2 separate regions of the Homo sapiens genome follow, and region 1 is linked to region 2. The links are chromatin contacts, found by Hi-C in ENCODE. All regions are on one chromosome and are shown on one strand. The core of a region is the stretch at or near the end of the contact, and the rest is flanking DNA. Distances in the headings are between cores, read along the strand shown.

Region 1 (6,369 bases), core at 1,891-4,390, 7.2 Mb before region 2:
GAGATGTGGAGGTGGGGGACAGTGATATTGGTTATTTATGATCTTGATATTGTGCAGGCCTAGGTTCATGTGTGTGTCTGTGTATTAACATTTAACAAAAAATTTAAAAAGTTACAAAACTAAAAATAGAAAAAAGCTTATGGAATAAAGATATAAACAAATAAAATATTTCTGTGCAGTTGTACAATGTGTTTGTGTTTTAAGGTAAATGCTATTGCGAAAGAGTCAGAAAGTTTAAGAAATTTATAAAGTTAAAAAGTTGCAGTAAGCAAGTGATAATTTATTAATAAAGAAAGAAAGTTGTTAACGTAAATGTAGTGTAGCCCAAGTGTATAGTGTTTATAAAGTCTACACTAGCGAACAGTATTGCCCTACACCTTCACATTCATTCACCGCTCACTCACTGGCTCACCCAGAGCAACTTCCAGTCCTGCAAGCTCCATTCATGGTAAGTGCCCTAGACAGGTGCGCCATTTTAAATCTTCTATACCATATATTTACTGTACTTTTTGTTTGTTTATATTTAGATACACAAATACATACCACTGTGTTAAAATTGCCTCCAATATTCAGTACAGTAACATGCTATTTAGGTTATACAGGTGTGTAGCCTAGGAGCAATAAGCTATACCATATTAGCCTAGGTATGTATTAAGCTATACCATCTAGCTTTGTGGAAGTAACACTCTATGATGTTTGCAGGGCAATGAAATAGCCTAACACATTTCTCAAAACATATACCTATTGTCAAATGATGCATGACTACGTGTGGAAGCCTGTTTCTATCTATTTAGAAGTACACACACACAACATGTGTGCATGTAAGTGTGGGCATGTGCACTCACAAACACACCCTGAGGGACGTTAAGGCAGAATTAATTGTATATTTCCAAAATTAACACTCATTTTATTTTTAAGCAAAAATATTTAGGGCTCTAATTCTATAAAATGATAAAATAAACAGCTGTGTTACAGCAGTCCTAGAAACAGTTTGTATTATTAATTCTAAATCAGCCTAGAGAGTCATTGAGGTTGAATAAGAATGACAAATGTCAGTGCATCATGAAGAACAAATGAAAAGGGACAAATGCTATAGCAGACCTCAGGTGTGGGCTGCTTTGGGAGTGGCATTCTCATGTAGACATTCTTATTTGGATCATACGTAATCCACACATGAAGGCATAAAATATTTTGACAGCAAAATTCCAGTGTGCCAGCAAGTGTGCAATTTGAACCCCAGCAGCTTCTTAGGAACACGTATTAAGTTGGTGCAAAAGTGACCGCAGTTCCTGTCATTACTTTTAATAACAACTATCTCATAAAGGTGTTTTGAAGGTTAAATATTAAAGTGCCTGTAATAGTACCTGATACACAATGTACGTGGTTTTAATGGCAAAAACCACAATTACTTTTGCATCCACCTAAAGAGGGGGGATTCATTTGACAGTGAAACATTGAAGTAACTGTAGATTAAGTGACTTCTCTCAATTATTCAGTGGGAGATTCTTCCAGATAGCATTCAAATTAGAAATTATTTTATTTCTGTTCAAAGTCAGACACATTTATATAACAGCAGTGCAAACAGATATATTTGTAGAATTACATTTACTTATATATGCTTATATACAATATTATATGCATTTCATCATTATAATGTCATTCTGTTACATGTTAAAAGTTTTGAGTGGCGTGTGTATGCGTATGTGTGTGTGTATGTATCTTTTTTTGTACACTGTGAAAACTCACATACTCCAGGAGAGGGGATCACAGTTTAAGATCTTAATTAGCAACCACCCAAATTAGTAGTGCATCTTTCAGCTGAAGGGATGAGGGAGGGAACATTTAGGAGTAGGTTGAAGATAGACAACAAAGATAGGAAAAAATTTGGTTACATCTTTATCTAAGAACATTCCTGAAAGCGATAATATAGGTGAGAGAATACTAAGCAACTTGGTGAGCCCCAGGTAATCTTTCAACACACACTGACATTTTTTACTTCTCTTCAGTTACACCCTGCAGAAAGCACAATACGAACACTGGGTTGCCAGGAGTTGGTTTGCCTTGATCTTTGGGGTTGGGAGAACTGCAAAGAGTTGAAGTGGTTTAGACATTTTTAGAATTTTCTGGAATGCATTCTTCAGATCCTCATTGTAATAATGCCCCTGAGAAGATTTCCAGCATATAAACTCTACTCTAGACCAGAAGCTTTATTTAATAATTATAGATGTGTTTGTCTGAATATGGAATCATTTGTATCTTGCCTGGTTGCAATAAGCTGTTAATCATCTCCTCTCCCAGTAACATTAATAATGGTCGTACATTGTGTATTAGGTACTATTGTAGGTACTTTATATTTAACCTTCAAAACGCCTTTATGAGATACATGTTATTATTTTCATTTTACAAAAACATTGAGAATTTATGGAACAAGACAAGGATACCCACTCTAGCCACTCCTACTCAATACAGTTAACCAGGGAGATGAAAGATCTCCGTGAAAATAATTACAAAATACTGTTGAAAGAAATTAAAGATGACACAAAGAAGTGGAAAAATAGTCCATTGTGGGCAGCAAGCCACCCAGGTGCCAAGGCAAGAGACCGAGGACACAAGCTGTTCCAATATAATAAAGAAAATATATAAAATAAGAATAGTTATACTAGAAATAGATTATAGATAGATATGATGATATATGAACATTATTAATCATCAGTTTATAGCATTACCCTTTATTCCAATATTATAATAATCTTTTCTCTACAATTATAACCTAGGAAAAACCAGGCCATAAAGAGATAGGAGCTGAAGGGGCAAGGTGAGAAGTGACCAGAAGACGTGTGAGCCCTCTGTCATGCCCGAACAGGGCCGCTAGAGGGCTCCTTGGTATAGCGGTAACGCCAGTGCCTGGGAAGGCAACCGTTACTTAGCTGATCTTGGTCTAGCAGTAGCGTCAGTGCCTAGGGAAGGCACTCATTACTTAGCAGACCTCCCCAGGAGAGTTAGAGAAGACTCTGCTCCACCACCTCTTGTGGAAGGCTTGACGTCAGTCATGCCCACCCACAGCCATCTGGAGGCCTAACCGTCTCTCTGTGATGCTGTGCTTCAGCGGTCACACTCCTGTTTCACTTTCATGTTCCATTCTGTACACCTGGCTCCGCCCTCTAGATAGCAGTAGCAGAATTAGTGAAAGTATTTAAGTCTTCAATCTTTCTGAGAAGAGCATAGAAGAAATAATGACGTAGGCTGTCCTCTCTCTCTCAGCCTCAGCTACCTAAAAGGGAAAGGCCCCCTGTCTGGTGGACACATGACTCACGTGACCTTACCAATCATTGGAGATGACTCACACTCCTTACCCTGCCCCTTTGGCCTTGTATACAATAAATAGCAGTGCAGTCAGGCATTCGGGGCCACTACTGGTCTCCGTGTCTTGGTGGTAGTGGTCCCCCAGGCCCAGCTGTCTTTTCTTCTATCTCTTTGTCTTGTGTCTTTATTTCTACAATCTCTCATTTCCGCACAAGAGTAGAAAAACCCACAGACCCTGTAGGGCTGGTCCCTACAATCCATCCTCATGGATAGTAAGAATTAATATTGTTAAAATTGCCATACTGCCCAAAGAAATTTACAGATTCAATGCTATTCCTATCAAACTCCCAATGACTTTCTTCACAGAATTAGAGAAAATTATGCTAAAATTCATACAGGACCCAAAAAGAGCTTGAAGAGCCAAAGCATTCCTAAGAAAAAAAAACAAACCTAAAACATTACATTACCTGACTTCAAACCATGTTACAAGGCTACAGTAACTAAAATAGCATGATACTCATACATAAACAAACACATAAACCAATGGAACAAAAAAGGCCAGAAATAAAGCCACACAACTGCAACAATCTGATATTCAACAAAGTCAACAATAACAAGCAATGGATAAAGGATTCCCTATTCAATAAACGATGCTGGGATAACTGGCTAGCCATATGCAGAAGATTGAAACAGGACTACTTTCTTACACCATTTAAAAAATTAACTAAAGATATATGAAAGACTTTAATGTAAAATCTAAAATTACAAAAACCCTTGAAGAAAACCTGTGGTATACTATTCTGGACATAGGACCTGGCAAAGATTTCATGATGAAGATGCTAAAAACAATTGCAAAAAAAAAATTGACAAATAGGACATAATTAAACTAAACAGCTTCTGCACAGCAAAAAAAAAAAGTCATCAACAAAGTAAACAGACAACATACAGAATGGGAGAAAATACTTGCATAATATTCCTCTGACAAAAGTCTAATATGCAGAATCTATAAGGAACTTAAACAGATTAGCAAGCAAAAACCATGCAACCCCATTAAAAAGAGGACAAAGGAAATTAACAAACACTTCCCAAAAGAAGACACACACACACAGCCAACAAGCATGTGAAAAAAATGCCCAACATCACTAATTACTGGAGAAATGCAAATCAAAACCACAATGAGACACCATCTCACACCAGTAAGAATGGCTATTATTAAAGAGTCAAAAATAACAGATGCTGGCATGGTTTTGGAGAAAACGGAACGTTTGTACACTGCTGATGGGAATGTAAATTAGTCCAGTCATTGGGAAAAGCAATTTGGCAATTTCTCAAAGAACTTAAAAAAGAACTACCATTCAACCTGGCAATCCCATTATTGAATATATACCTAAAGGAATATAAATCGTTCTACCATAACAACACATGAACACGTATGTTCAACAAGATGATCTACCTGGCATTATGTTTACATATAATACTTGGTGTCACATACTGTTCCCAAATCAACGGCCTGGTAGAAAACAAAGTGTAACAAAATGGGATTGAAGCTGGCTGAATTTAGAGATGAGGTAGCCTTAGAAGTAAGTGTTAGAAAGTTTTCTTACAACCTGGGTTTTTGTGGGCCCACCTTCTTTTGTGGAGACAGTGAGGGAAATAGGTTTATTTCTTTCATTAAAACTGCACAGTCTATGAACATGTGAGAGCAATAACATTGGCTAACATCTATAGAGTACTCACTATGTATCAGCAGAGTCATCACATTGTCCAAATCTAAAAAGCATCATTCATGCTACATTCTATGTAAATGGCATCCCCTGAAATTGGGTTATTAATAGTACCGGGTGTCAGGCACTGTTCTAAACACTTTGCATATATTACCCCAATGTAATACTTATAACAACCCTAGGAGGTATGTACCATTATTATATCCACTGGACAGATGGAGGAACTGAGGTATAGAGAATATAAGTAACTAGGTCAAGGCTACATAGTAAGTGACAAAAAGTAGATTTAAATACAGCCTACTTAAATGTAGAGGCCATGATCATAACCACTACACAAACTGTCTCTACAAAGCTAGAAAAGAGTTTATGGATTTAGAAATGAAGAGATAGCAGTGGCTGGATGAAGAGCATCTGAATGAAGTTAGGAGGTAAAATGTATGCCAAAATTTTTTTTCACATTTGCTAAACCTGAGCCGCAAATTTGATTCTGAACTTTCGAGCTGTCAGTGCAGATGGAAACCCTATCAACTGTATGAGTTATAATATCTTAACAACAAATATTGTTACTAACATCAGATAACTAGTCTCTCATGAGATGTTTTCAAGAGGACATTGTGAGCAGTATCAACAAGACCTTGACAATAAATCCAGCAATTTGTTTCTTAAAGGCTGTTTCTAATAATTCCCCTTATTTTAATTCAATGCCTTAATGACAAAATGTCTGTAAAAGATATTATTGATCTATACTATGTCAAAATAAAGTTGCCCAGCAGTCCAGATTAACAATTCTCTGGTGACCTGGATTAAGCCAGAAATCGATTGTAAAGCATCCAAGGGGAAGTCCCCTTCAGGGACTTCACTATAAATATAAGCTTTTCAAATTAGATTTGGAAAGTGTTGAGCAGCAATAAATGCCAGGTTATTCTGTGTTAGAATCTGGCCTTTCTTTCCCTTCCTTCCTTCCTTCCTTCATTCCTACCTTCCTTCCTTCCTTCCTCTTTCTCTCTTTCTTTCTTTCTTTCTTTTCTTCTTTCTTTCTTTCATTTCTTTTTTCTTTCTCTCTCTTTTCCTGAAGGTCTCACTCTGTCACTCAGGCTGGAGTGCAGTGTAGCCATAGCTCACTAAAACTTCAAACATCTAGGCTCAAGTCATACTCCCACCTCAACATCCTGAGTAACTAAAACTACAGTTGCATGCCACCATCCCTGGCTATTTTTTATTTTATTTTATTTTGTTTTATTTCATTTTTGTAGAGACACAGTCTCACTATGGTTCCCTGGTTGGTCTTAAACTACTTGCCTCAGATTATGCCAAGATGGCTGACTAGACTCAGCAAGGTGGA
Region 2 (6,443 bases), core at 329-2,828:
CACCCTTAGGACCCTCAGAATCTGAGTCCACGGAGGCCTTGGTTACCCTAGGGCTTGGCAAAACAAGGGAACACTTGGAGGGGTTCCGGTCCACAGAAGCACTAGAGCTAAACAATGTGCTCGGGCCCTCACCAGGGTTAGGCAGCACGGAGCTTCCCGGTCCGTCAGGGGCGGTGGGCTGCACTAAGGTGCTTGCGCCCTCACCAGGAGTGGGCGGCACGGAGGTGTCCGATCCATCAGAGGCGGTGGGCGGCACAGAGGTGCTCAGTCCCTCACCGGGGATTGGCAGTACGGAAGTGCTTGGTCCCTCACCGGGAGTGGGCGGCACGGAGGTGCTCAACTCCTCAGTGGCGGTGGGCGGCACGGAGGTGCTCAGTCCCCCACCAGGGGTGGGCGGCACGGAGGTGCTCGATCCCTCACCAGCAGTGGGCTGCACGGAGGTGCTCAGGCCCTCGGTGGCGGTGGGGGGCACGGAGGTGCTTGATCCCTTACCGCGGGTGGGCACCAAGGAGATGCTTTGTCCGTCAGAGGCGGCGGGCAGCACGGAGGTGCTCGGTCCCTCACCAGGAGTGGCCGGCACGGAGGTGCTCGGTCCCTCATCACGGGTGGGTGGCACGGGGGTGCTTAGGCCCTCAGTGGCGGTGGGCGGCACGGAGGTGCTCGGTCCCTCATCAGGAGTGGCCTGCACGGAGGTGCTCAGGCCCTCAGTGGCGGCGAGCGGCACGGAGGTGCCTGGTCCCTCACCAGGTGTAGGCAGCACGGAGGTGCTTGGTCCCTCATCAGGGGTGGGCACCACGGAGGTGCTTGGTCCCTCATAGGCTGTGGGCGGCACGGAGGTGCTCGTTCCCTCACCAGGGGTGGGCGGCAGGGAGGTGCTCGGTACCTCAGAGGCGGTGGGCGGCACGGAGGTGCTAGGTTCCTCAGAGGAAGTGGGCGGCCTGGAGGTGTTCCGGCCCTCAGAGGCGGCAAGCGTCACAGAGGTGCACAGCCCCTTAGAGATGGTGGGAGGCCCGGAGGTGCTTAGGCCCTCACTGGGGGTGGGCAGCACGGAGGTGCCAGGTCCCTCAGAGATGGTGGGCTGCCCGGAGGCGCTTGAGGCCTCAGAGATGGTGGGCGGCACAAAGGTGCTTGGGCCCTCAGCGGAGGTGGGCAGAACGGAGGTGCTTGGGCCCTCAGAGGCGCAGAGGCCCTGGAGGATCTGGGAATCGCTGGGACCCTGGGGGACGTCTGAGCCTGGCACATCAGCGGGGAGACCGGGGGCATTAGGGGCCTGCATTTCGCCCCAGCTGCTGTTGTGCGCAGTAGCCTTTGCAACGCGGCGGCGGCGGCGGCGCGAATTCTGGCTTACCAGAGACATGGTCCTGCCCACCGGCGTTGGCGTGTAGGAGCAGACACCGACAGGCCCGCGATCTGGCAGAGAGGACGGGAGGTGTGTAGGTGCCTCGGCACAAAACTGCCGCTAGCGGTAATGATGTTGCTGCTGCTGCCAGAACCAAAGTTCCAAGCAACTGCTGAAGCTGAAATTAGAGGTGGTGAAAAAGGCAGGCACTGGCCAGCAGTGAATGCTAGTCTCACTGTACTCTGCTTCTCACACCCCGCCCTCTGCCGCAGTCCGCGCAGGCGCAGACTGGCTCTGCGGCAAGGCGAAATCGCCCCGCCCCGCCCCTCCCCTGGGCCTGAGAAAGTGGATGCGGTGGTTCTGCACCAAAGGAGAGCACTAGCAGAAGGGAAACTTTGGTAGGGTGAAGCAAGGAGCTTAGAGTAGATGCATTAGGGAGTAAAAATGGAAATAATAATAAATACTTCTCAGATTTAGGGTACGATTGGAGGGCTTCTACACAGAGTGCCAGGCACTTAATAGATTCTCAAAATTGGTAAATATCATTGAGATTTGCAGTTTTCCCGAAGCTGTTTCAAAGAAAATGTGCATTGTCTCTGGAAGGGTAGAACCCCCATCCCTGACCATGTCTCTTCTATCACTTTCTCCATTTATGTGTCTAACTCCTCCCCTAATGTTGTGAGCTAGAAAGAACTCTTTCCTAGAGGGTCTGAATGCCTGAAATTTAGTACCAATTAGGGAGCTTCGAACACGCTTGAAAAGCCCAACATTCCCAGCCCAAACTTTCCCAGTCACCCAGGCTTTAGTGGGAAAGCCACTAAAACTCTTGAAAATTTGTTTAATTCTTTCACTCCACAATCACCTGCTCATTTAATAGAGCTTTTGTGAAAGTCAGTTGAGATACCGAGTGTTAAGGGATGTGTTACCTGCTCTGTTTTGCTCTATTACTCTAGCACTTTTGAGCAGATCCAACCCTGATCCCTTTATTCATTCACTCAACAAACACTGGTCATCTATCCCGAAGTTACAGTTAATCTCTTTGTCATCAAGGAGCACCCGATGTAAAAATGGGAGTCAGAGAAAAAGTAAAGCTAAATTTTCTAGAAGTTTGTAAAGAATGCAGGGGATGGCAGGGTCAGTTCTACCTGTAGATGCAGAAAAGGCTTCATAAAAGAGGAGATGTTTAAAAAGATGAGTGGGTAGATATTTACCAAAAGGACAAGGATGAGAAAATCATTCCAACTGAGAGTAGCACGGCAGCAGTGAGTAAGAAAGAAAACACTGAAGAGGACGGGCAGGCTGTTTTTAGAAGTAGGGGAGAGAGAGAGAGGAAGAGAGATAGAGGGAAAACACTAACTTTCTGACACTCACACAACCACTACAATTCAGCTTACCACTATTGACCCTTTATTGATATGTTTATATCTTGCTGCAAACATTTATTATATGTTGTCTTTCTTTATATCTTCTCAAAAATCTGGGAGTATACTTTTGTCTTTTTTTCTTTTTTTTTATACTTTAAGTTTTGGGGTACATGTGCAGAATGTGCAGATTTGTTACCTAGGTATACACGTGCCATGGTGGTTTGCTGCACCCATCAACCCATCATCTACATTAGGTATTTCTCCTAATGCTATCCCTCCCCTATCTCCCCACCTCTTGACAGGCCCTGGTGTGTGATGTTCCCCTCCCTGTGTCCATGTGTTGTAATTGTTCAATTCCCACTTATGAGTGAGAACGTGTGGTGTTTGGTTTCCTGTTCTTGTGTTAATTTTCTGAGAATGATGGTTTCCAGCTTCATCCATGCCCCTGCAAAGGACATGAACTCATCCTTTTTTATTGCATAGTATTCCATGGTGTATATGTGCCATGTTTTCTTTATCCAGTCTGTCATTGATGGGCATTTGGGTTGGTTCCAATACTTTTTTTTAATACGTCTTTAGGAAAGGGAAAATAACTGGCTACAGTCACAATGTGTCACCATCTCTGTCTCCAATTGGAGAAGCAATCCCTTATATGAATAACCAGTTTCGGTTCTGTGAAGTCCAATGCAGTTTTTATGCCTGGGGCCTATTCAGAATGGGAGGCACAAAAAAACCTAAGATATTTCTAAGCTTTAGCAACAGATATTCCTAACCTAGGGTACAGTGATTTTTAAAGACCCTGAAGTTGTTCAAACCTATAAACTAAAAATTTTTACCTCTAGAAATATATTCTAAAGAAATAATAAGATATATGTGCAAATATTTAGCTAAAATAACTTTTATTATATAATTTGTTCTAGTATAACAGAGCTGAAAACTAAATGAATGTTAAATAACTAAAGAGTATTTGAAGAAATTATGGTACTAAAAATGGAATACCAGTAAGTCATTATAATGATATCAAAGAATTCCATTTCTAATAATGTATAGTTGATTGCAGCAGCCCTGCGGAAAAAAAACCCCAGAAATTTAGGTAAAGAAACCCTTTTATGGCAACAAAGGCTACCAATATAGCATCAGAAACCTATAAAGGCAATGAGGACTTCAAGAGTAATGATCTCAGAAAAAAGGGAAGTGCAAAGAGGTGAGTCTTACATTGTATACAAGTTTGTCACTTAAGGAATTTAATGATTTGTAAGCTGATAATTTGGAATTCTGAACTTACTGAAATAGTACATCAAAAATGAAGGCAAAATAAATACATGTTCAGAAATCAGTGCTGAGTAAATTGATCACCAGTACACCCACACTGAGGAAATACTGAAAGGTTCTCCTCTGAAACTGAAGAGATGCAAGAAGCGAACAGTAATAGAAAGGATAAATATGTGGGTAAACAGACATATTGACAATGTAAAACAATAATAATAATATGTTTTGTGTAATTTATATGTAGAATTAAAATATAGGAAACAAGTGAGTGCAAGAGATTTGGGGACTGATCAAGAAAAATATATACTACCACACGTTTTCAGTAACACACAATGAGTTTTTGTTGTTTGTCTGTTTTAGAATTTCAACTTTTATTTTAGATTCTGGGGATACATACACAGGTTTGTTATATGGGTATATTGCATGATGCTGAGGTTTGGAAAACAGATGATCTCATCACCCAGGTAGTGAGCATAATACTCAACAGTTTTTCAACCCATGACCCCCTTTCTTCTTCCCCCTTCTAATAGTCCTCCAGTGTCTGTTTTTGCCACCTTTATGTTGATGAGTACCCAATCTTTAGCTCCAACTTATAAATGAGAACATATGGTATTTGGTTTTCTGTTTCTGTGTAAATTCGCTTAGGATAATGGCCTTCAGCTGCATCCATGTTGCTGCAAAGGACATTATTTCATTAGTTTTTATGGCTGTGTTGTATTCCATGGTATATATGTACCACATTTTCTTTAGCAAATATCAGTGATAGACACCTAAGTTGACTCCATGTCATTGCTCTTGTTAATAAGGCTGCAAACAACTATGAGTGTATGTGTCTTTTTGGTTGAATGATTTCTTTTCTTCTGGATATATGCCCGATAATGTGATTACTGAATTGAATGGTAGTTGTGTTTTATGTTCTTTGAGAAATCTCCAAACTGCTTTCTATAGTGGTTGAACTATATATAGTGTTTATTATTACTAATTTACATTCCCACCAACAGTGTATAAGCATACGAGTTTCATTTGGTCAACCCTTTGACAGGTTTGCAAGGGCATGGGGTTAATCAAAGTCTGAGATCTTCCAGAGGCTGGTGGGAGGTCACAACCTAGAAAATGAGAGGACAAGCTAACTGGAGAGAGGGAGGGGAATCAAAGAGATGGCTTATACATGTAGCGATGTCTCTCAGCAGCAAGACAGGGAGTTGCTGGGTCAGAGATCTCTGAAGGGCAGCAGTAGGTTAGGGTTTTTATCTCCTGGAGTTTATCCTATCTATAGCTAACAGATGATTGTAGTTTCACAGGGACATGCAAAGAAGGCAGCCTCTAAATGGCTAACAATCTACTTATTGGTCTATATTTAAAACAATTGATGTGTAAAAAATTGAGTTTGGTACTGGCAGAATCAATATATAGAGACTATCTTTGGCTCATGCATATAACAGTCCATCCCCTGGCCCAATGTTGTCTTATAATTAAAATTGTATGTTATTTTGCAGTGCCTAAGTTTCTTGCCAGAAATAAAGGAGACAGAATCCTATAAGGGTACAAACAAGGATTTCAAAACCCTTTCATAGCCAATCTGCCCACGTAATGGAGGAAAGCCAGGGGAATCGATTAGAAAAAGGAGCAGATTTTAATTTGTTCAATTGTTCAGTCAGTAGAGTGACATTATAACCCCTTTGCTACATGTTCCTGTCTATCCATAATGCTAGAATCAGATTGGCAGAAGCAAGTCCAACATGCAGTTAAATTTGTCATTATATGTGTTTCTGTGACTTAAGATATCTGCAGGTTTAGGCAAATGAATGTTCCTCCTTATTTGGATTGGTGTGCCTTGCTTGAGTTTCCGGGTGATTGCCAGTAGTAAATAGCATCAGAATGTTTGCATGGGTCTAGAGTAAGCTTCACAGTATCTCTTGGCAGTTTTTAAAAAGTTATTAATTTATACATGCACCAAATTTGATTCTGAACTGTGGAGTACTCACATATGTGATCCTCAAAGGTAGGGCAAATTATTTCAAAAATAACCATCAATCATATTATAAATTTGGCCTATTTATTTCCCTGTTTATGATGATGTTGTTCTAATTTTAGTGGGAGGCCACCTGTTCCATCATTTTTATTCCAGGGAAACTTTTCTAGGGAGTCCATTTGTATAGCTCGAATAAGTTCAAGGGTGACCTCTTTAGAGGTGGCAATGTGATGTCACCAATAAGTTTCTTCCCAGGTTAGCTTTGATATCAGGCTTCTCATTATTGTTTCTATCTCCTGTATGGTGGGATGTATACTGAAAGATTGAATGTACAAATGGACAATGGTTGGACCATATATAAAAAGTAGAACAGTGACCCGCAACCTTCAACAACTTGCCTAGGAAACCAACCCACTTAACTACAGTAAGCAGCCCAGAGCATTAGCCTGCTATAAGTCAGACTTGTAGGATGTCAAATTTTTATCTTTAGTAACAATTC

What was found. A loop is a pair of places that touch in the nucleus more often than their neighbours do. Pooled maps may share reads with other maps.
Region 1: a loop to region 2 is called in a pooled map, with 4 times the contacts of the local background. The contact joins the enhancer-like site here to the promoter of MAGEE1 in region 2. A Hi-C loop is called at or near these places in 3 of 50 pooled maps.

Annotation. Positions count from the first base shown.
Region 1 is chrX:83,631,947-83,638,315 of GRCh38, reverse strand. No RefSeq gene overlaps it. Among named protein-coding and RNA genes, the nearest start is that of POU3F4, 130 kb to the right of the region's middle. RefSeq lists an enhancer at 2,955-3,304. Within about 2 kb of position 3,140, at least 6 of the 41 ENCODE cell types and tissues checked have a DNase peak (open chromatin) inside an H3K27ac peak, as active enhancers do.
Region 2 is chrX:76,422,845-76,429,287 of GRCh38, reverse strand. MAGEE1 (MAGE family member E1) reads right to left here and starts at 1,578. Exons shown (of 1, transcript NM_020932.3): 1 at 1-1,578. The coding sequence starts at 1,357. RefSeq lists enhancers at 721-850, 1,321-1,530.